Regions from separate parts of the Mus musculus genome. Here region 1 is linked to region 2. Evidence: chromatin loops called from intact Hi-C (ENCODE). Cell type or tissue: heart. All regions are shown on one strand. Each heading gives the region's core, and the rest is flanking DNA. Links, peaks and the distances in the headings are about the cores only. Region 1 has its middle 14 kb from the start of Lcn3. Region 2 holds the start of Obp2a (odorant binding protein 2A).

Region 1 (10,566 bases), core at 1,434-9,433, 52 kb after region 2:
GTATAAGGGACAATTATGCTATCAGGCATTTTTCCAAAGTGAGTAATTGAAGTTTTTATCCCTTTGTGTGCCATGTTTGCTACCATGGTGGGATAATGCTCTATAGTCTTATTAGGGGATATATGTGGATGTATCCATACTAAAGGACCATCTTGCCATAACACAGCAGTTGGCAAATTTATGGTTCTTAATATGCATAGGTACAAAGGTTCTTGCTCATTTATACGATTTAACTGTGCTTTTTGGATAGCTCTTTCCACCTTCCTAAGAACATCAGAAGCCTCAGGTGTTAACTGTCTCAATGAGGTAATATGTGATTCTCCTCCTAAAATTTGAAATAAAGGTTTTAATTCCGAAGTAGGGATCCTTAAATAAGGTCTAATCCAATTTATATCTCCTAATAATTTTTGAAAATCATTTAATGTCTTTAGATGATCTTTTCTTATACTAATCTTTTGTGGGGTGACACATCGTAAAGTAATAGTGGCTCCTAAAAAATGACTAACATTAGACTGCTGTACTTTTTCTGGTGCAATAATCAAGCCATTATTTTTTAAAGTTTCATTAAGCAAGCCATAAGCTTGCTGTATACTTTCTTCTTCAGGTCCACAAATCACTATATCGTCCATATATACAAATTTTTAAGGAGGGGAAACCATCCCTAACTGGTTGCAAAGCTTTTCCTACATATAACTGACATATTGTAGGGCTATTTGCCATTCCTTGAGGTAATACCCGCCATTGGTACCTTTTATCAGGCTCCATATGATTAATAGAAGGCAAGGTGAATGCAAATCTAGGTTTATCTTTCTTATTTAATGGAATGGAAAAGAAACAATCTTTTAGAGGCCACTTTTCTGGCAGGGCAGATAAGAGAGACAGACCCCTCTGAATGGAGCCCATCACCTGCATCTGTGCATTAATAGCTTGCAGATCCTGTAACAACCTCCATTTGCCCGATTTCTTTCTGATAACAAAATTTTGGGTATTCCATGGAGATACAGAAGGTTGAATATGACCCAAAAGATATAGTTTTGCACTCTTCGCTCTTAGCAGCTCATCAAGCGCTGAAAAAATTGGGTGTGACTGTGACGACCCCATACCTAGTCTTTCATGTTCCACACAGTCGCCACAACAACAAAAAAGACTCAGAAAAATTACTCCAATGGCTAGAAAAAGAAAGTAACCCATAGACTGTCCCTATTATCCTCTTACTTTCACTTTCCTCTTACTTTCACTTTCTCTCTTACTTTCACTTTCTTGTCTCCAGAGCCGGAGATCCTATTTTTCTCTTTACCGAGATCCTATTTCTTAGGAGAGCATGCTTCTCAGAGACTCACATTAATTTCTTTCTACTTACCGGTACCGCCGTTCCTCAGCTGAAGAGTTCTGAATTCACGCTGTTGAATCCTTCTCAGCAGCCTGTTTTACAGGAACCTTTATTAACACCGCTCCCCAGCTGAAGAGTTCTGAATCCACGCTGGATGCTTCTCAGCAGTCTGTTTTACGGGAACCTTTATTAACCGCTCCTTCCCCGTGATGCAGTTCTGAATCCTCCCTGTAGCAGGGAGTCTTCGCTCGTGCCTGAAGATGTTTCTTGTCCCGGGTTTTTGGCACCACTTCTTGCGCGCGCTCGACTGGCCAGGAAGAACGACGCTGCTACAGGATCCTTCTGCACACGTTTATTGGGAGAGCTTGATTGTAGAGGCGAAAAGACCTTGAGCCCAGAACTGGTGCTGCTTTTATAGGCCTAGGAGGGGCGTGTCTCACACCCGGATTGGTTATGCACTAAGCCTCATTTGCATGTTCCTCATCTGATTGGCTACTCTCTCTCAGTACCTTACAGAACCTCATTATCATACCTCATTTGCATGTCTCACATCTGATTGGTTATACTCTCAGTACCTTACAGAACCTCATTATCATACCTCATTTGCATGTCTCACATCTGATTGGTTATACTCTCAGTACCTTACAGAACCTCATTATCATGCCTGGGCCAGGCAGTGTCTTTGCAAAAAACTTTACTGCATATGTACACATTGGTTGTTTGTCCAATCTTATGCGTGGTGGCCAGCAGTAGTCAGTGCCACTCAACAACGGCACATGTGGCTTCCCACAGGATAGGATGCAAAATCAGCAGGAAATAAATCCAACCAGTCATGTGAGATTTCAGCTAAATCGACACGGTCCATTTCCCCAATAGGGCCTGGAGTAGTAGGGAAAGATTTAGGAGTGCCCAGCCATTGAGGTAGTAAAGGCATTTAAAAAATAAATTAGTGCATGCGTGTCTTTCATTCATGGCTTCAAAGATGCCCTCTGGGCAGGTGCACTGGGCAGATTCACTGGGAACACAAAATTCCCTCTACACAGCGTGCACAAGCTGGGGCCCTGGAGCTCGACAAAAGATGCTCTTTACAAGTGACACTGGTCTAAACCTCTTCCAGGTGCTGTGGAGTTTGAGACCACCAAGGAATGATCACCAGACAAAATTTAAACTTAAAAGAAAGATGAACAATCTTCTATTATTTATAGCAACGTTTGTTGCATGAAGTAGCTGCCTCTGCCAGTCTGAGAGCTGCTGCACAGGGGAAAACAGGCTTGAGTTCTTGAAGATGCAAATTCCAACTGTCTCAGTTTTGGAGATTTTTCTCCTGCGTGAGGCATTATCATATTTGTTTGTTTTGTTTTCTGAGCGAGCAGCAGTGAAGTGAGACTACAGCAGCAGAATGACTGACTGGTTAAAAGTTTAGTAAAAGCTGCACAGTAGGGAAGATGAGTCAAGTGGCCCTGCGATCAGTCTCCTCTGTAGACTGCTGTCTCCACTCAAATGCTGATGGGCTGACCTTAGTGTCATGGTCTGGACATCCTGTGGAGAACAGTCCTTGGGCTAAGAACAGGGTCCTGCAGACTGCTAGACTGTTCTTGCAAACTCAGTTTGGAATGGAGCTAGTGTTTGAACATCACACAGGCAGTGCTGCTGGTTTCTGCTTCTTCCAGGACCTGGCTTGGTGTCAGAGTCTTCTTTGCAGCTTGTCTTATTGTAGCCCTCGAATTACTGATGCTAACGCTGTGTGGTTAATTGCCCTGTTTCTTGGAAGCCTCGCCAAAGAGACTCCAGTGCTGTGTACAGATAGTTTGCCTCTGCATATTTTCCCACAGAAGCCCCCTCTCTTCAGTGAAAAGCATCCCCCTGCAGCAAGCCCAGGGCTCCCTCCCCCTCTCTAGTTCAAGGAAACCCAGCCCCCACCTTAGAATGACACTGCCCATAATGCCACCCTCACCCTCTTAATAAAACATCCTAAGAAGCCAGATGCTAGCTTGAGACTCCTCCTCCTCTGCAATGCCAGAATCTGGCCCTCCCTGGGCTGAGCACTCCAGGTGCCTGTCCTTGAGACCTCAGAGAAATAACAAACTCAAAGAAGATTAAGGCTCCACGTTTAAATCATACAGAAAATGTAATCAGAGGTCTCAGCTAGTTATGGCCGACCATAAAATTGGTTCCTGATAACCCCACATAGGCACCCATTATCCTTCACACACCCCCACCCCCAGATTCACTTACATCCCACAGAATGGTTACAGTTCTCCACTCCCCCTCTAATGTGAGCATTCAGGGAATTCCTAACTATACTATACTGTATATAAACCCAATACTTTCTGAACTCAGCATCGCATGCCAGCATCTACCCTATGACTGCGGGGCATGTGATCTGAGTCTGGACTTGAAAGAATAAAAGATTCTTTTGCAAGTTGTAGAGGACTTCAAAATTCTTGGACTTGCCTAGGTTTCCTGTGGACTAAGGGAAACCTCAATCTTGTCTGAGAAGAACTCGAAGCTTTTGTTGCTAACTCTGGCAGAGAGGGGCTGTGAGAATCTGATAGGTTTCAGGGACTTCCTGAACCTATTGGAGGTATTGAGGTGTTTTGAGTTGTTTACTTTTCTGTTTAAAGAGTTTCCCTGCAGGATGGCATGTGCCAGTCTCAGAGGAAACTGTCACATGCCTTATAGCCCTTTACAGCCTAGCCCTTGAGCTCAGGAGGAATGGAAATTGCCCTGAGGAAGAAAGCCCCAGCCCTGAGAGAGGCTCTGCATTCCAGACCTGCCTGGCTTTGCTTCCACTCCCTGAACTCTGGGTCCCTCCATTGGAGAAGTCTGACCTTTCTGATAGCAAGAGAGACCGAGTCCCACTTCACTGAGCTGCCGAGATTTCCCTGAGGCTTCCTGGCTGTTCTGTATGTCAGGTAGAGTGAGGCCACCCCATGCAACTCTGCTGGAGCTTGCTCTATCATCCTGCATCCTGGGATCTCTGTGTGGGGAATATAGTGTGAGGATGATCAAAGATCCCCAAAGCCCTGTAGTTACAGTGAGGGTGTGGCCAGCACACCCTGAATGGAATCTCAGCTCTTCCACCCACAACTGCTCAGGTGACTTTGAGCTCCAGGGGCATGTGTCCTGTGATCATTCTGTCTAATTCTTTGAAGCCATTTATAACTCCAGCTTTTCTGGCTCCATGGAGAACCTGTAGCAACACAGAGGTCATCTCTCTCCTGTGGGCAAAACATCCTCTTTTCTCTGGCACCTCTTCTCCCTCTCCTCAAGATCCCTCCATGCTCCCCACCCCCTTCCTCACACCCTCTTCCTCTCCTTCCCCCTCTCCCAGCCTTTCCCATCAAAGAAAACAGTTTGTGAGCAACTTCTTTGCCTGGGAGAACTCCAGCAAACTACATACTGATGAAAAGTTCAAAGATGGCTGGATAATACCACTGGACACCAAGATCTGAAGGACAGTGGAAGAGTCTTAGTTGTCACAGCTCAGACAGGATTTCACATTCAGAGAGCCTCACAATGGCTTAGATGTTATGTCTACCTACACGCTGTGTGTTGAGACCTCAGTTCAAGGAGATGGGGTCTTTCAGAGGTGCAGGTCTCATAGTGTAATTGATAGTTTGAAGGGCGCATAGGGGACTAGGGTTCTTCCCTTCTACCATGTAAAGATCCAGTGGTTCATCTGAGACCCAGGAAGTGGGACCTCAGCAAACATCAAACTGCCAGCTCCTTGTCCTTGGGCTCCTCTGGCTCAGAAACTGTGAAATCAATTTCTGATTGTGAGCCACACAATCTGTGTGAGTTTGTTCTCAGAGCCAAGTTAAACTCTGAGGAGGCACTCCCAGAGTGCCCAGCTCAAGGCCCTCAGCCAGAGGCTCACAGGGCACAAGAACAAAACAGGCGACCTAATTACTGATGGGCAACATGGAAAACTTTCACAAATGGCTGAGTAACAATGACTACAATTCTTTGGCATGGTCAAAACCTAATCCAGAACTTGCAGTTAAACGAAGGCTAACAAGGTGACTTCATGGGCCCTGGTGAAGAAGAGTCAGGATAAGAAAAAATCTATTTAGAGAGCTGCTCTTACAGAGAAAGAGAGGACCTGTTAGACACGCAGGAAGACAGTGATAGGACAGCTGGGAATGTGTAGAAACAGATGCCATTCAACAGAAGGAAGCAAGCTGAAGGGACTCTAGCCAGCCCAGGCATGGTGAGTGTGACTGTGGCCGTCCTTGCCCTCTCCCCCATTCCCTCTGCCCTGCTAAGAGCCATTATATTACATTCCTAAAGCTGGCCACTAAGACCCATTCCCTTATGTGATCACTTATTTGGCCTCCTTAGGCTGACTACTAAGGTCCAGCAATCAAAGTATTGAAATCCAGCTATCAAAGCCCACTTTGGGCACCCTGGTTAACATACCTAAATAAAATCAATTACCTTATCCTAACATTGAGTTTCCCATTTTACCTTTACAAATCACCATTTGCCTTTGTGCCACATCTGTCCCTTCTCTATCAAGAAGCAGCCCTTTGCCATCATCTCCCATGGGTCCCATCTCCCCACTCTGCAATTCTTGGACTTAGCTACCTGCCCTGAGACACAGAAGTCATCTCTGGAGAAGGGTTTCAGTTCCTATGGGACTCTCCACACTCCATGGCCCTGGAGACAGGTGCTAGTCCCACAATGGCATCTTAGTGCCTTCCTGGACCAAAGGTGGACAGGTTTAAGTATTCATACACAATACCAGTGAGGGCTCGGTGACAAGCCGTGGACTGTGCTGAGGAGCTGGCATGGCTTGGGTTTTGACGTTAGTATAGAAGGTGCTGAGCAGGAAGCCTGTGAGAGGGTGGGGCCGATGCCCTTTAGGAGAAATCAGGAAACAGGTTAGCAGCTCTGTGTCATGGAGGAGGCCTCTGTACCTGTCAGGCTGTCCTCCATACCATGCCTGGATTATTCCTGAAAGCATGTCCCCACATAGGCACAAGTCTCAATCCTTGAACAGGAGAACAACATGCACACATGATTAGCACAGCCAGGGCCACCGTCAGTTTGCTGGAGGCCAATGGATCTTTCTAGGTTTCTCTGTTATTCGCTTCTCTTGCCTATGTCTCAGCAGCTGAATTCTCACAAAGTCTCCAATCATGTTCCTGGATATGACAGAAGTAAAATGGCAGCAGACAGAGGCCACTGCAGTTGTGGAATGGACTTTGTCACCTCAAGTGTTGGTGCCAGGTGAGAGCTGTGGCTGTAAGTGCTGATGGCTGACCCTTATTGTTCCATGCAACTGCAGTTGACATTTCCTATCATCCTGAGAGACTAGCAGATTCCAAGACCAGTGACTGTGTCTCCTTTTCTGTTTCTCTGGCACACAGTCTTGAAGAGCAGGTATGAGGTTATTGAACACACTGTCATGTGGGAATCTGAAGTGTGTCCCTATTTTGGGAGGCTGCAGAATGAGGCTGGGGCTGGGAGAAGTTAGTCTCTGAAAGGCTCTCCTCCAACTACATCTCATTCTGGTCCTTTGTCCCTCCTCTTTGCAACCTTGATACCATGAGATGACCAGCTCCTCCACTGAACCTTCTCTGCCATGATGCTCTGAGACAAGCTCACAGCCATGAGACTAATCAATCATGGGCAGAACTTCTGAAACCGGGAGACAGAACAAATCCTTTTTCCCTTCACATTGTTCTCTGGTTTATTTAACCCAGTGATGGATACCCGGCTAACACACGCTCAGTCTGCAGGGTTGAAAACTGATAGGATAATGGGTCTGGGCTTTTCCTTCCCCCCTGAGATAACATGGAATGTTCCACCCAGTGACTCCCAAGGTCCTCAGGTAGGCTGAGTCCCAGTTTTTCACAATAACTTTTTCATACATTTTATCACATGCCATAAAAACAAAGGCTTCTCAGATCCCCGGCTTCTGTCTGCCAGAGATAATCAAGAATCTGTTCATAGACTTCCGGTTTTGTTCTGTTAGCAGTCATTGGATCTAGCCTGTGGCCTGGCACACGCTATGGTGCCCTTTACCACCAAGTTTCATCCCACATCTACAATTATGGTTTTTAAGTCATTTAGTTTGTAGTGCTGTGTTATAACCATTCCTAGTGGATCAATAGTTAGACTAAACGCAACTGGTCAAAATACACCAAACACAACACAGTAACCAGCACAGATGATTTAAAACTAATACAGCTGTTGCTGCCTAAATTGAACCTTCTCTAAATGTGACAACAGAAGCAAGCTGGACGTAAAAGAACAGGTTGCAACAGCCAACTTTAATTGAAAGAAATGTAAAATGTAATTTTAATATCAGCTAACATAGACCCTAGAACAAAAGAAAATTAATGGGACGGTGAGAGGCCAAACAAGAAGAATATTACCTCTTAGCTTTGGGGAGAGGAAAGGAGGGAGGGAGGGAGGAATGGAGGGAGAGAGAGAGAGAGAGAGAGAGAGAGAGAGAGAGAGAGAGAGAGAGAGAGAGAGAGAGAGCTCCAAATAGTATGGATACTTTGGAGCTCAGACTTGCTTCCATCGCCAGCTTACTCTAAGCAACATCTGTGACCCCACATAGCACACAGTTCTTTTTTCTTTTTTAGCACATAGTTCTTTCATGAAATTACAAGTTACAAAACAAGATAAGACCTATCCTTGTGACATAGAACCTGGACACACTTGAAGGAACTAAGTGTCCCCTGCACACGTGTCCCCTGTGCATATGGAAAGCAAAGCAGGCCTCAGTGCCCAAGGGAGACGGGAAGAGTCCCCAACAGATTTCAACACGCATCGAAGTTCTGAGCAGTTCATGGAGCAAAGAGGAAATCTGCAGGGGACTGAAAATGTTGACCTATAAGGAATGAAGAAAAGAGTCTGTAGCCAAACCATGTGGTGAGCCTAGGCAGGAGGTTGCTGAGCATAGTCAAGTCCAGCCAGGCAGGACAAGTTAGAAAGACCCTGTACCAAGGTTCAGAAAACAAAGGCCTTTAGGGATGGGTCAATGATTAAGAGCACTGGCTGCTCTTCCAGAGGACCTAGGTTCTCTTCTGAGAATCCACAGGATGGCTCACAACAGTCTGTAACTCCAGTTCCAGGGAGATCCAATGTCCTCTTCCGGCCTCCACAGAGACTAGAGAAGCATGGTGTATGCAGGCATGCATGGAGGCTGTCTTAGTCAGGGTTCTATTCCCACACAAACATCATGACCAAGAAGCAAGTTTGTGAGGAACAGGTTTATTCAACTTCCACTTCCACACTGTTGTTCATCACCAAAGGAAGTCAGGACTAGAACTCAAGCAGGTCAGGAAGCAGGAGCTGATGCAGAGGCCATGGAGGGATAGTATTTACTGTCATTCTTCCTCTAGCTTTCTAAGCTTGCTTTCTTACAGAACCCAGGAATACCAGCCCAAGGAAGGCACCACACACAATGTGCCATCCCCCCTTGATCACCAACTGAGAAAATGCCCCACGGCTGGATTTCATGGAGGCAAATTCCCCAACTGAAGCTCCTTTCTCTGTGATAACTCCAGGCTGTTTCAAGTTGACACACAAAACCAACCAGTACAATTGACCCCTTGTTAACTTGACATACAAACACATCACTATTAAGCCTCGACCCTTACTTTCTTATTCATCCCCAAGACCTAAATAACTTTAAAAGTCCCACTCTTCTTATATTCATACATATTAAAATTTCAATCCTTTTAAAACATCCAATCTCTTTTAAAATTCAAAGTCTTTTTACAATTAAAAGTCTCTTAACTGTGGGCTCCACTAAAGTATCTTCTTACTTTAAGAGGGAAAAATATCAGGGCACAGTCACAATCAAAAGCAAAATTAAACTCCAACTGTCCAATGTCTGGGATCCATTCACGACCTTCTAGGCTCCTTTAAGGGCTTGGGTCACTTCTCCAGCTCTGCCCTTTGTAGCACACACCTTGTCTTCTAGGCTTCCTGTACTCCACTGCTGCTGCTGTTCTTGGTAGTCATCTCATGGTACTGGCATCTCCAATACACTGGGATCATCCTCTGTAACTAGGCTTCATCAATAGCCTCTCACAGGCTTTCTTCATGGTACCAAGCCAACTCCTCTGTATGACCCCTTTAGTCCTGGGTTGCAACTGAGGCTACACCTTCAACCAGTGGCCTTCCACAGCATCTCACAGTGCTGAGGCTCTGCTGCTCTTCATGACCCCTTCATGCCTTCAAATCCAGTACGATTTGGGTGGCTCTTACACATTACCAAGACCAGCCACAGCACAAGGTACAACCTTGGCTATCTCTGGAACACAGCCTCTGTGCTCTCAGAAAACACTTCCCTGAAGATTTCACATCAATGATGCTGGACTCTTCTTAATCACCGCTAATTTCTTAGTTCCAGCTAACCAACCAGCGACAATAGTTCCAGTAATGCAAAGTTTTCACATTAGTAGTTCTGGTATCTTGTTAATCACAGCTGATTCTTCAGCTCCAGATAACCAAACCCACAGAATCTTTCACAATCAAAATAGCAATGTCCCTGAGAAGAGTCATTAATCTTTCCTCTGAAATTTCATAAGCCAGACGTCAGTCTTCTACACTGTTCTTCCCCAAAACATGGTCAGGTTGTCACAGGAATACCCCACTCCTGGTAGCAATTTGTCTTATTCAGGGTTTCTATTCTTGCACAAACATCATGACCAAGAAGAAAGTTGGGGAGGAAGAATTTATTCAGCTTACACTTCTGCACTGCTGTTCATCACTAAAAGAAGTCAGGACTGGAACTCAAGCAGGTCAGGAAGCAGGAGCTGATGCAGAGGCCATGGAGGAGTGTTACTTACTGTCTTTCTTCCTCTAGCTTGCTCAGCTTGCTTTCTTATAATACCCAGAACTACCATCCCAGGGATGGCACTACCCACAAGGGGCCCTTGCCCATTGATCACAAGTTGAGAAAATGCCTTACAGCTGGATCTTGTGGAGGCATTTCTTCAACTGAAGCTCCTTTCTCTGTGATAACACCAGCTTGTGTCAAGCTGACACACAAAATCAGCCAGTACAGAGGCAAAAACCCAAACACATAGAAATAAGTAAATATTTAAAAAGATTTTTTAAAAATGAAAGGTATTGGAGATTGTCTTAGTTAGGGTTGTCATTGCTGTGAAGACACAGCATGACAAAAACAATTCTTCTGAAGGAAAGCATTTGACTGGGGCTGGCTTACAAGTTCAGAGGTTTAGTCCATTGTCATCATGGTTAGA
Region 2 (10,566 bases), core at 821-8,820:
TGCCACAGGGTTCTCAAGCCAGGGTCATGTGAAGAGGACTCCTGAGTGACCTGGATGACCAGGGGCTAGTAGAGCTGACAAGGAAGTCTTTGAAAGCCCTACCTTACTTCTGAAGCATGCAGGGCTGGATCATTTGCCTCCTGGGAATCTGGTTCCTGGAAGGCAACCAACCACACCCAGCTGAGGGTTTTCATTCTTAGAAGCCTTATGTGCAGTTCTGGAAATGACCACTGGGGGCATCACTGTCTGCAGTGCTCAATGGAGCAAGAGGAATGAGGGAAGAAGAGCCTTTCAGGGCATACTGTGTGCCTGCCTCACCCAAAGGGACTTTTATCTCTAGCATTCCAGGGCAGGGTGAGCTTAGAGGTGGGGAATGACTCCAGTCTTATACAAACAGGCAGTGTGACCTTGTTCAGGGCCAGAGCTGAAACACCAGCAACTCCCTCCTCCTTGAAAGAGGTTCAGGATATTTAGAGCACCGTTTCCCAGATTTCATTCATGCCCTCATTCCTACACATCATCCATCCATCTTTTCATCTGCCTATCCATCCACCTGTCAACCAATGCCCGCTGGTTTCTGCCCTCTGTCCGGCCCCGTAGCTTGCTCTGCTGTCCTGACTCACAATGAGCTACTTCTTTGAAATGCCTGTACACATGAAGGGGTGTGTCCTGGGGGTTATTGGAGATAATGGCTACTGGGAATCACTCATACACAAATGTCAAAGATCGAATTGATGTATAAACCTGCTGGGTCACTATGGTGAGATTAATTTTGGTTTGGTTTTGTAAACATTTGCAGGTGGATCTTCAAGTTCATGTCAGCCAACAACACGGGGGCAACCATAAGTGTTACCAAGCCCCTGGAGAAATGGGGACCCTTGGACTTTACACATGGGACTGTGAGATGGAACAGTCACTGTGCCAAGCAACCTTGTAGCTTTCCAGAAGTCAGGATGGAGAGGGAACCTGACTGGGTAGCTTTGTACTTAGGAGCATGTATACTGAGAATGCTAAGTCCACGTGAATATGTGTACGTGAAGGTCCACAATAGCATGGTAGAATCCACGCAGATATCTGTCAACTGAAGAGCAGAGGAACACGGGGAAACCTGTATGTAAGGGTCCACAGTAGCACATTTCCTAATAATCTCATGGTGGGAATCTGTGCTTGTCAACTGAAGAGTAGATGAATGAATACACATGGTTGGTTTTTTGGTTTTTGGTTTTTTTTTTTTTTTTGGCAGGGGTTGGGGAGGGCTTCAGTGAACCACAGGAAGGAATGGAGTTCTGACACACACTAAACACTTGTAGGTCTGGAAGATGCTCAAGGCAGGAAACCAGACCTGAGGAGCCACAGCCTCTGGCTTCTACCTCTGTGACAGGGCATACCACAGGGATCGCCTGGCAACTAGAGCTGGGGGCTGTGAACCAGCTCCAGGCTTCTCTTCCTTACAAGAAGGCTAAGCCAGGCGAAGAAAGAGTAAATAGCTTTGCATAGACAGTAGAAAATGGAATATACTGTCTGATACCCACTTCCTCATCAAAGAGCTAAGCTATCTGAAGCCAGCACGACACAGATATGAGGTTGGCTCTCCATAGGCACAGACAACTATGTAATGGAGATTCACTTCCCTGTAGAAGGGCCAAGACATCTGAAGACAGCGTGTCACAGATCTGAGCCTGGCTTTCCTGGAAAGTACTGCCCAGTTGTTTGGGGCAATGACTTCTACAGTGCAGTGTGTCTTTTGCTGAGCTTTGAAAGGTCAGTTGCTATAGCTTTAAAGATGATTCCTGTTGCCTGTCATGGCGCCTTCTTCCTCAGGCTGAGTCAGCATTGGTCCTGCCATGGTCCAGCAGATGGTGCACGGCCATTCTTCGCTCCACATGTCCGCTGACTCCTCACTATCCGGCACCTCCCCCTTCCTGATATCCACACCCGCCATGTAAGGAGTTGTTGCTGCTCCTGGCACTTTCCTGGTTCCTCATGGAGCCCATGGCAGACATATATCTGGGGTTCTTCCTGCGTGGTTTTTCCCCCCCGAGTCTCACATATTGCGGCCATTGCTCCTGACTTTAAGTCCCACTACCGTCTCCTCCGCTCAGCCAGACCCTGGCCCTGTTGCAGACATTCTCTTTGGTGTTCAACTCCCCACACGTTTCAAGGTGCTGTGACAGGAGTGACCTTAGATTGTAAGTCGCCCCAAGGACTCAAAGCCTTCATTGTTTGTGGTCCATTATATAAAAATGATTTTGCAGATTCTTTCCCGTTTTCTCTTTACTGGTGGTAGGTATATAAGTTCATTCTTTGTTCTTCCCAGGTAGATAACATCACACCATCGTTCTGGCCTGGATCACTTATTGCAGCCTTTCCAGCTGTCTTCCCTGCTGTCTCACTTGTTATCCCTAATACAGTTTTACTATAACACCTGGAAGGACTCTAAAAATGTGCCACATGTGCCAGGTCAAAGCCCTTCAGGTCTCCCTGTTTCTTTCACAGGAAAAGCTAATGTCCTTACCCAATGGCCCATAGCCACCCTTGCCGACCTGCCCTCTCAGTGACCTGGTTTTGGCATCGCCTGCTGTAGACATCCTGCCCTTCAGTCTGTTCCTGGAACAAGTCCTGCTCTCTCCCCCAGGACTGTCCCCTGTGTTCCTCCCACGTTGAATGTTCTTCCACCATAGTCAATTTTGTGTTCAAATGTCACCTTGGTGAGGTTGGCCCAGACAATTCAATTTAACATTCAAACACCTACTGTATCAACACTGTCTGTACAACTTGTTCCATGTGATGTTCCCCAGGACGTTTATGACCTTTTAAATAATTTATAATTACATGACTCAGAGTTCAATCAAGAAGCAGACCTGCACAGTAGATAGAACAGGGGTGGCTTGTGTAATGGATACTGAATAATACAAATGTAAAGACAAAGCTAAGGCATAGCTTAAGGTTGCAGGGGTGGTTTGTGGGTGGGATCCCAGCTTCCTGCTGGGAAACGGTGTGGCTGCAGCCCAGGGCACCTGCGTGAGTCAGGGATGGACATGGTCAGGGCAGAGGGTAGCAAGCAGAGAGGCACACATGCTGCCTGTCTTCCTTTTCAGGTGCAGGAGGGCTGGCTGGGGAACCTTCACAGTTCACTGAGACTCTGTAGTGGGCTGCATCTTTATAGAAAGCTATTTGGGGCCCACTGAGGCCAGCGTGACTCACATCCTGCACGGCCTTATGAGTTTAGAGTTCAGTCAGATAGACAAGAGTCAGAACTCTGAAGTAGACCTGACAAAACAGATATGTCCAAGTGAGATCAATATGTATTCTCCACGAGAGAAAATGTGACATTTGTCTTTCCAGCACCCATTATTTCCTTCCTTCAGACTCCACCTTCCCGCACACAGTCACCCTTGGACTTTCATGTCATTCTGCAAATGAAAGAAAACACGCAGACTTTGTCTTTCTGAGTCTGGCAAGACTAGGCCAGAGCAGGATTCAGCTGAAGGACATGCTCTCTATGACTCCTTTCTACCAGCCCTATGATTTCAGTCTGCAGAACACTCCAAAATACGGCCACTGGCTGGGAATTGGTCTTCAACACATGGACCTCAGGAGGATGCTTCAGATCCCAACATGACAGCCTGTTAAATTTACTTAACCTCTGCTCACTGAGAACACTGTGTTAGGAGAACTCAGGAGGGGATGCAGGCACTGGGCTGGGAAGCTGTGAGTCTGTCAGTGCATCAGAAAGTGTCTACCAACCACAGGCTCAGGGAGTGGTGAGGTTCGGCCTTCGACTTCCAGACACAGCCCAAGTCAGCAGTGAACTGATGGTGGCCCTGGCTCTGCTAATCACGTTGTTCTTCTCCTGTTCAAGGATTGAGACTTGTGCCTATGTGGGGACATGCTTACAGGAATAATTCAGGCATGGTATGGAGGACAGCCTGACAGGTACAGAGGCCTCCCCCATGACACAGAGCTGCTAACCCGATTCCTGATTTCTCCTAAAGGGCATTGGCCCCACCCTATCACAGACTTCCTGCTCAGCACCTTCTATACTAACGTCAAAACCCGAGCCATGCCAGCTCCTCAGCACAGTCCAGGGCTTGTCACAGAGCCCTCACTGATATTGTGTATGGATATTTGAGCCTGTCCACCTTTGGTCCAGAGAGGCACAAAGATGCCATTGTGGGACTAGCACCTGTCCCCAGGGCCATGGAGTGTGGACAGTCCCATAGGAACTGAAACCCTTCTTCAGAGATGACTTCTGTGACTCAGGGCAGGTGGCTAAGTCCAGGAACTGCAGAGTTTGGAGTGGAAGGCAGAGTTCCCAGTGGGAGGGAAGGTGAGCTGAGGCCAGAAGCCAGGGCAGGCTTCACTGAACTCAGAACACAGGTCAGCACGTGGACTCATGGTGCCTCGTGCATCCATTTGTCTGTAGGGAATGAGACCTGGCTGTGTTGAGAGCCTGTGGGTGCTCAAAGCTAATGAGAAGGAAGGCTGTGGACTCCAGAGGTGAGAGGTTCAACAGGAGCACAGGGGTGGTTCAGGACAGGCTGTGATGGAGCCTGGCTCTCCATCCCATGTCAGGGCACAAGATGGCAAGAAACGAACACATATATGGACCTCAGATGTATCAAGGCAGTCCCAGCTTTGCAAACGTCCTGTCAGTGGGCCCTCAGAGGAGGGAGCAACAAAAGGTCAAGTCCCCTTGTTGGGCATGAACCCCCAGGAGTCACAGACGTGAACCCTTTCCCTGATTCATTTAGAGGACACATACTCATGACCCTAATGCGTGGCTGGAATTCTTCATGCAGCCAACTTACAAGTGAGATGTAGGGAAAGTGAACTCTACCTGGTGGTTCAGTAGATGGGCCTTGGCCGGTTTGTGAAAAAGGCCCAAGACATCTTAGAGTAAGAAGTGCTCTGTAGAGAGCACGGCTGGCCTCATTGCAGGATGAAGTGGGTCAGGGGTCATGGTATTCCCTAGTGGCAGGGTGTCTACCTTGATGATATTTTGTGACCCCACTTACAGGGAAGCCCTGATGGGGCATCCAGGCGGGGAAGGGACAATGAGGTGAGTCCCCAGGCAGGGGCCAAGCCATCTGGGACCCAGAAGATGGTCTCTGGTTGTGAAACTCAGCCTGGTTCTCAGCAGCAGGAGATCAGAGGCCAGATCTCAGGGATCATAGCTCAGGGCAGCCATGGGCAGATGCAGGGCAGGTGTGTGAAGGGAAGCCTGGCCCTCCCCCTCTACCCGAGTTACTCATTCCCCAGGGTCCTTTGTGAGCACAGCACTTGGGTGGCGCAGACCTTCCAGAGCATTGTGTGTCTTTCTTTATCTGCAGGTGACACTGAGTTGATATTCATCAGATCCCAACAACAACAACCTTCAGCTCCATGATGGATGTGTGTTTGGCCATGAGAGATGGACAGGAGGGACATGGCTAGTGCCAAGTGGGCACACGTCCCTGTCCATGGGAGATATAAAGGGCACCCTGTGAGGAGCCAGAGGACACTCTGCCCAGGTGACCTGCCTTGTGTGAGAGCCCAGTGCCTGGAGATGAAGAGCCTGCTCCTCACCATCCTGCTGCTGGGGCTGGTGGCTGTCCTGAAGGCTCAGGAAGCCCCGCCAGATGACCTGGTGGATGTGAGGATGGGAGGGACAATGGGTGGTGGCAGGAGATGGCCTGGCCTACTGCTTGACGCTGAGGGGAAGGATGTTACCTTGAAGGTTGAGTTTGACTCCATACTTCATCTCAGCAGTCTGATCAAGGACTCCTGAGTCCTTCTGTTAGAAGATAGGGGCCTCCCTGAAAACATGGGTCCTCCGAAGACTTGAGTTAGAAGAAAGAGCAGATTTGGGTGGAGGATCCTTGTTCAAGTAAAGCTCAGAGCTAGAACATTTAGAGCAGGACGTTCCGGGCAGAGGATTCATCCAGTGCCCTCTTTGACGTGTAGACCTCAATGAGTGCATTCACTGGGATGGGGGAAGACACTTCTGCCATCATGGGATTGGGTACCCAAGTGCTGGTATCTCTCTATTGACCACACGTCTTGGAACATGTGAGGTTAGCTCACCTCAGTGGCTGCACCCTGGGCTCAGGAGCTAGCTCATATGCTGGACCCTGGGGTAGACTCCTGGGAAGGCTCGGGTGTGCTCACAGTTTTGTCTCCTACAGTACTCTGGGATCTGGTACGCAAAGGCCATGGTACACAATGGTACCCTACCCAGTCACAAGATACCCAGTATAGTTTTCCCTGTGAGAATAATAGCTCTGGAAGAAGGAGACTTGGAGACCACAGTTGTATTCTGGTACGTGTTTCCTACTGGAACTCTCTGCAGTTTTTCTCTCACTTGCTAGCCATTATATTTGAGTTGGGGTAACTAAGAGATTCCTACCTTTGAAGAGACACAGTCTCAAGGTAGTACCTTAAAAGTAGAACAGGAGTGACACAGAGTTTAATGGGTCACCTGGCCAGGACTGATGATCGAAACAGGCCTTAGTTATGTTGCTGAGAGCAGCTGCCTGTGGGCTTGTGTTTTACAGGAACAATGGTCATTGCCGTGAGTTTAAATTCGTGATGAAGAAAACAGAAGAGCCTGGCAAATACACCGCTTGTGAGTCCCTGTGCCTCATTGTTTCCTACAGTGGCAAGCCCTGGGGAGGGTGGGTCCCTGCCTGCTCTAACTCATAGGACAGGCCATCAGTCACTTCCTGTTCTAGAGGTCCTAAAAGCGGAGTCATTCTTGCTCCCCTATCCAGCTCAGCTCTTGACCCATGAGGATCCAAAGACAGGAAAGCCAGAAAGGAAGGGGCTTGGCCCTAAGGGGCAACCTCAGTTCCCACCTTCCACAAACTTCATTGCTGGGCTTGGCAGCTTCTGTGGGAGATGGCTCCTGTCTAACTATGGGGACCACAGAAAGGCCAGGACTAGACTTGCTGGGTGTCCTGGGTGACCACCAAAGTGTTCCAAGGTCTTAGGTGTTCAGTGTCTCTATGAGACACTTAGCTATTTCTGCTTATCTGCAGTTCATAACACGAAGGTTATTCATGTGGAAAAGACGTCGGTGAATGAGCACTACATTTTCTACTGCGAAGGCCGGCACAATGGGACGTCGTCATTCGGGATGGGAAAGCTCATGGGTGAGGTGCCATGGAAGCCCCATGTCCCGTCCCTGGTCTCTACTTCTGGTAGCCACGAGAAGGGCAGGAGATGGGCCTGGCACTGGTGCTGCCCAGGAAATGTGTGAGATCCAAAGTGGAAAATGGGGAAAACTGCTTAGGAATGGGGTTTGTGTGGCCTTTGGAGGCCTGAGTGCTCAGGAGTGGGTCCCACACCTGGAGCCAGCAAATGCTACTCCCAGGGCTCTCAGTCACGTGAACATAAAAGGACGTCTTGGCAGGGACATTTTATTGTAGGTAAGAACCCTCCAGGGCCGGGGACAGCCTCATGACCTTGAGATTCAGTGTTCATATAGGGCTGTGTGGCAACCCCGCAGGTCTGCTTGGGTCTGAGGACGTCCACAGGTGATGTCTACTGCCAGGGTCCTCTCTGACCTCTGTCCTGGTTTGCACCTCCCTCTTGTGTCTCTGGCTCTCTGCGGAGCTGAGTGCCACCCCTCAAACCTGCCCCCCTCCTCACAGGGAGAGACTCTGGTGAAAATCCAGAGGCCATGGAAGAATTTAAGAATTTCATAAAGCGCATGAATCTCCGACTGGAAAACATGTTTGTGCCAGAGATCGGAGGTAAGAGCAGGAATGCCCATGCCTCTCTCTGTCCCCCAGGACTGTCTGTCTCCAGCCCACATCCTGTCTGTGTGGGTGCCTTCTGTGTCCTCTCTGTGCCTGGTCCTGTTGTCCCTTACGTGTTATTTCATATCTCTCCATGTCCCCTGGGTACCTCTGTGGTATTCCCACTATGCCCCTAGTGTCACCCATAACTAAAAGGGACATTCTGTCCCTGTGTCCCTCTGTATCCCCATGACCTCCAAATCTCCTGTGCTTCTGCTTCAGTGTCTCCCCAGGTCTCTTTGTGTCCCTGGCTTCTGTATTGTCTGTCCCTTCAAGGTCCTTCCCCTCTCACTGGGACCTCAGGCCTCTGCTTCAGATCTTGGCTGTGGGAGGGTCTGAGCTGCAGGTGTGATGGGGTCCTCTTACAGAGCCCTTCTCACTCCCAGGCTTCTTTTTGTTTCTACAGATAAATGTGTTGAAAGTGACTAGGGTAAGTGCCCCTCACCCCCCATTGCCTATAGGACTGTGGAAAAGTCTAGAAGGCTGGGCTCTGGATAAGGGACCTCATCCTATCCACACAGACAAGTGTGGTCACTCAGGCTGTGGCCCTTTGTATAGTTCCCATGTTGTATAGGAATTCTGTTCTTCTTGTCATGGTTTCTCCTAGTCCCTGGACTCTACCTGCTTCTTCCTTTCGCTTTTCCCCAGGGAGGCTGAGACCTGGCTACTTATGGAAGTGGAGCAGGCCCCAGCTCCCAGCAGGGACCACACAGAAATATGGGAAAGAGGATCTCTGACCCATATCTACCCTGTGCCATCCCTGTCCATGCCTCCCCTGACTGCTGCTTCTGAAAAAAGCAAAGGGAGGGTGCTTATCTCTCCTTCTCTCTCTACCACAGCAGCTACCCAGGTCTGCAACAGCTGAGCCAGCCTTGCTTCCAACACCAAGCTGGGACATCCCTTCACCACACCTCTCCTGGACCAAACTTCCCACTGCTTCACCACCACCACCTCAGTACCTGCTCCCCTCTCCCCTGACTCCAAATAAATCTCTTTAGCAGTGCTCTGGCTCAGCATGTCTGTGAGGAGCTTTGTGTGGGCTCTAAGAGTTCTTTTGGGAGAGAGACATGGGAATAATTGCAGAGCTATTGCCGAACCAGTGCCCAAGGAGTATGGCATCTGGCTATCCTGCAGGGCTATGTAAGTGCCTAGGAGCTACCTGGCGAGCTACTTGCTGTCAGGTTGGACCCTGACAGGAGTGTCAAAGATGCTCTGGGGTGGCAAGACAATGAGAAGTCATCAGGGCTTCAGAGAGTATGAACGTTACTGCAGGGGCCCTGTTCCAACAAATTGCTTGAACACTGAGAGGAAGGCCCTGCTTTGAGGAGCTGAGCTCAGTGACAGGGGTAGCACAAGAGTGGCTAGTTTCTTCAACATCTCCCCCTCCACAATCCCCTGGGAAAGACAGAAGCAGCTACAGAATCCACCAGCCCTGTTCCCCATTCTAGCCCTCTCCCAGTTTGTCCAAGGATCAGGGTTTGGGCTTTCTCTGTCCAACAGGGACATGATGGGCCACAGTAAGGGAGCAGATGCCCCCTACCCCATATAATCAGTGACAGCTTCAAAGTGCAAAGCCCAGTGGAGGCTGGCTGTCCAGCTTGTCACCTTTTGTGAAGGGTTGTAGAGACTCAGGCTGGTGTCCTTCAGCTCGGTGAGCCTCCGCTCTAACTCCCACGTGACTCATCGTTCTTTCTGAATTCCTTTCCTATCTGGACCCAGTTCTTGCTGGGAGCTATTGGATGTTTTTAAGGTGGGGCCTGAGGTGTCCAGGACACTTGGAGGCAGGACCGGGCCAAGCCGGATCCTACATACCAGGTTCTCTTTTTGCTTCAGACAGGGACTACGCATGGCCTTTAACTGTGGGCCCCAGAACTGCCCCAAGTTCAAATACTTGATATTGTTCTCTGTTGCGATCAGAACATGAGGAAGACTTCTAAGTCCAGCCTCAATATGCAGAGTTGACACCACAGCACATGACAGTCCTCCACCCCGTTTCCTGCTCTCCGGGTCGGTACTGAGGATTCAGGCATGCTACCCTGGATTTGGCATGATAGCCCAGGAGCTAGGACTGTGCTCAGGAGGCATGAGCAGAATTCCAGCAGGACAGGAAGTGAAGAGGCGTCTTGCCTTTCTGCCAGCTACCCTGCAGGGGAGCCGTCTCTGAAACTCCTTGGGCTTAATTTCTGCTGGAAGGAGAGCTTCAGGAAAAGAGACCACTTCTTCCTTCTTGAACTCTGAACCCAGTCACTTCAAAGGCCTCACTGACCAACCAAGCATCTTCTGGCTTACTGAGGATTGTTTGCCCCTTCTGACCTTTTGCAGTTGGTCTGCTCACATGTTAGGGGCTGGGCAGAGAGCAAGATAGAGCCTAGGGCACTTAAAAATGTTGCTATTACACTACTTGTGTTTATGCAGTCTTGCACAAGCCTCGGCCTAGGTGTGGAGGTCCTGGCAGGGCTTTATAGAGGCAATTCTCTTTCCAATTTTACAAGGTCCTGGGGGTCGAGTCAAATGACCAGGCTGTGCATGGCCCGTGTTTGTACTCAGTCATGGACCAACACTGCTGGTACCCAGTCAGGTAAAGAATAAAACATTTCCAGTGTTCACAAGACAGTTGCTACTTAGTTTTAGCTGTATGTACTGTTTTGGTGGCTCCCAACTTACATCTCAAGATAGACATTAAAGGCTCCAGCCAAAATTTTTAAAAAATAACTCCTTGTTAAAATTAAAATCCTAGCACTTGGGAGGCACTCTGTTCACTGAGTTTTAGGCCAGCCTGCCCTGT

The links. Peaks named below come from ENCODE experiments on the same cell type or tissue, not always from the same donor. Only the 100,000 strongest peaks of a DNase experiment are listed, where the experiment ranks them.
Region 1: it touches region 2 in a loop (12-fold over the local background); 11 of 42 quality-filtered maps call a loop at or near these places.

Annotation. Positions count from the first base shown.
Region 1 is chr2:25,746,071-25,756,636 of GRCm38, forward strand. No RefSeq gene overlaps it. Among named protein-coding and RNA genes, the nearest start is that of Lcn3, 14 kb to the right of the region's middle. In heart, for the core only: no CTCF peak of the experiment used is centred there; no DNase peak of the experiment used is centred there.
Region 2 is chr2:25,694,543-25,705,108 of GRCm38, forward strand. Obp2a (odorant binding protein 2A) reads left to right here and starts at 5,532. Exons shown (of 7, transcript NM_153558.1): 1 at 5,532-5,635; 2 at 6,168-6,301; 3 at 6,537-6,607; 4 at 7,020-7,133; 5 at 7,635-7,736; 6 at 8,188-8,211; 7 at 8,621-8,784. The coding sequence starts at 5,549. The coding sequence ends at 8,210. In heart, for the core only: no CTCF peak of the experiment used is centred there; a DNase peak (open chromatin) is centred at 6,659.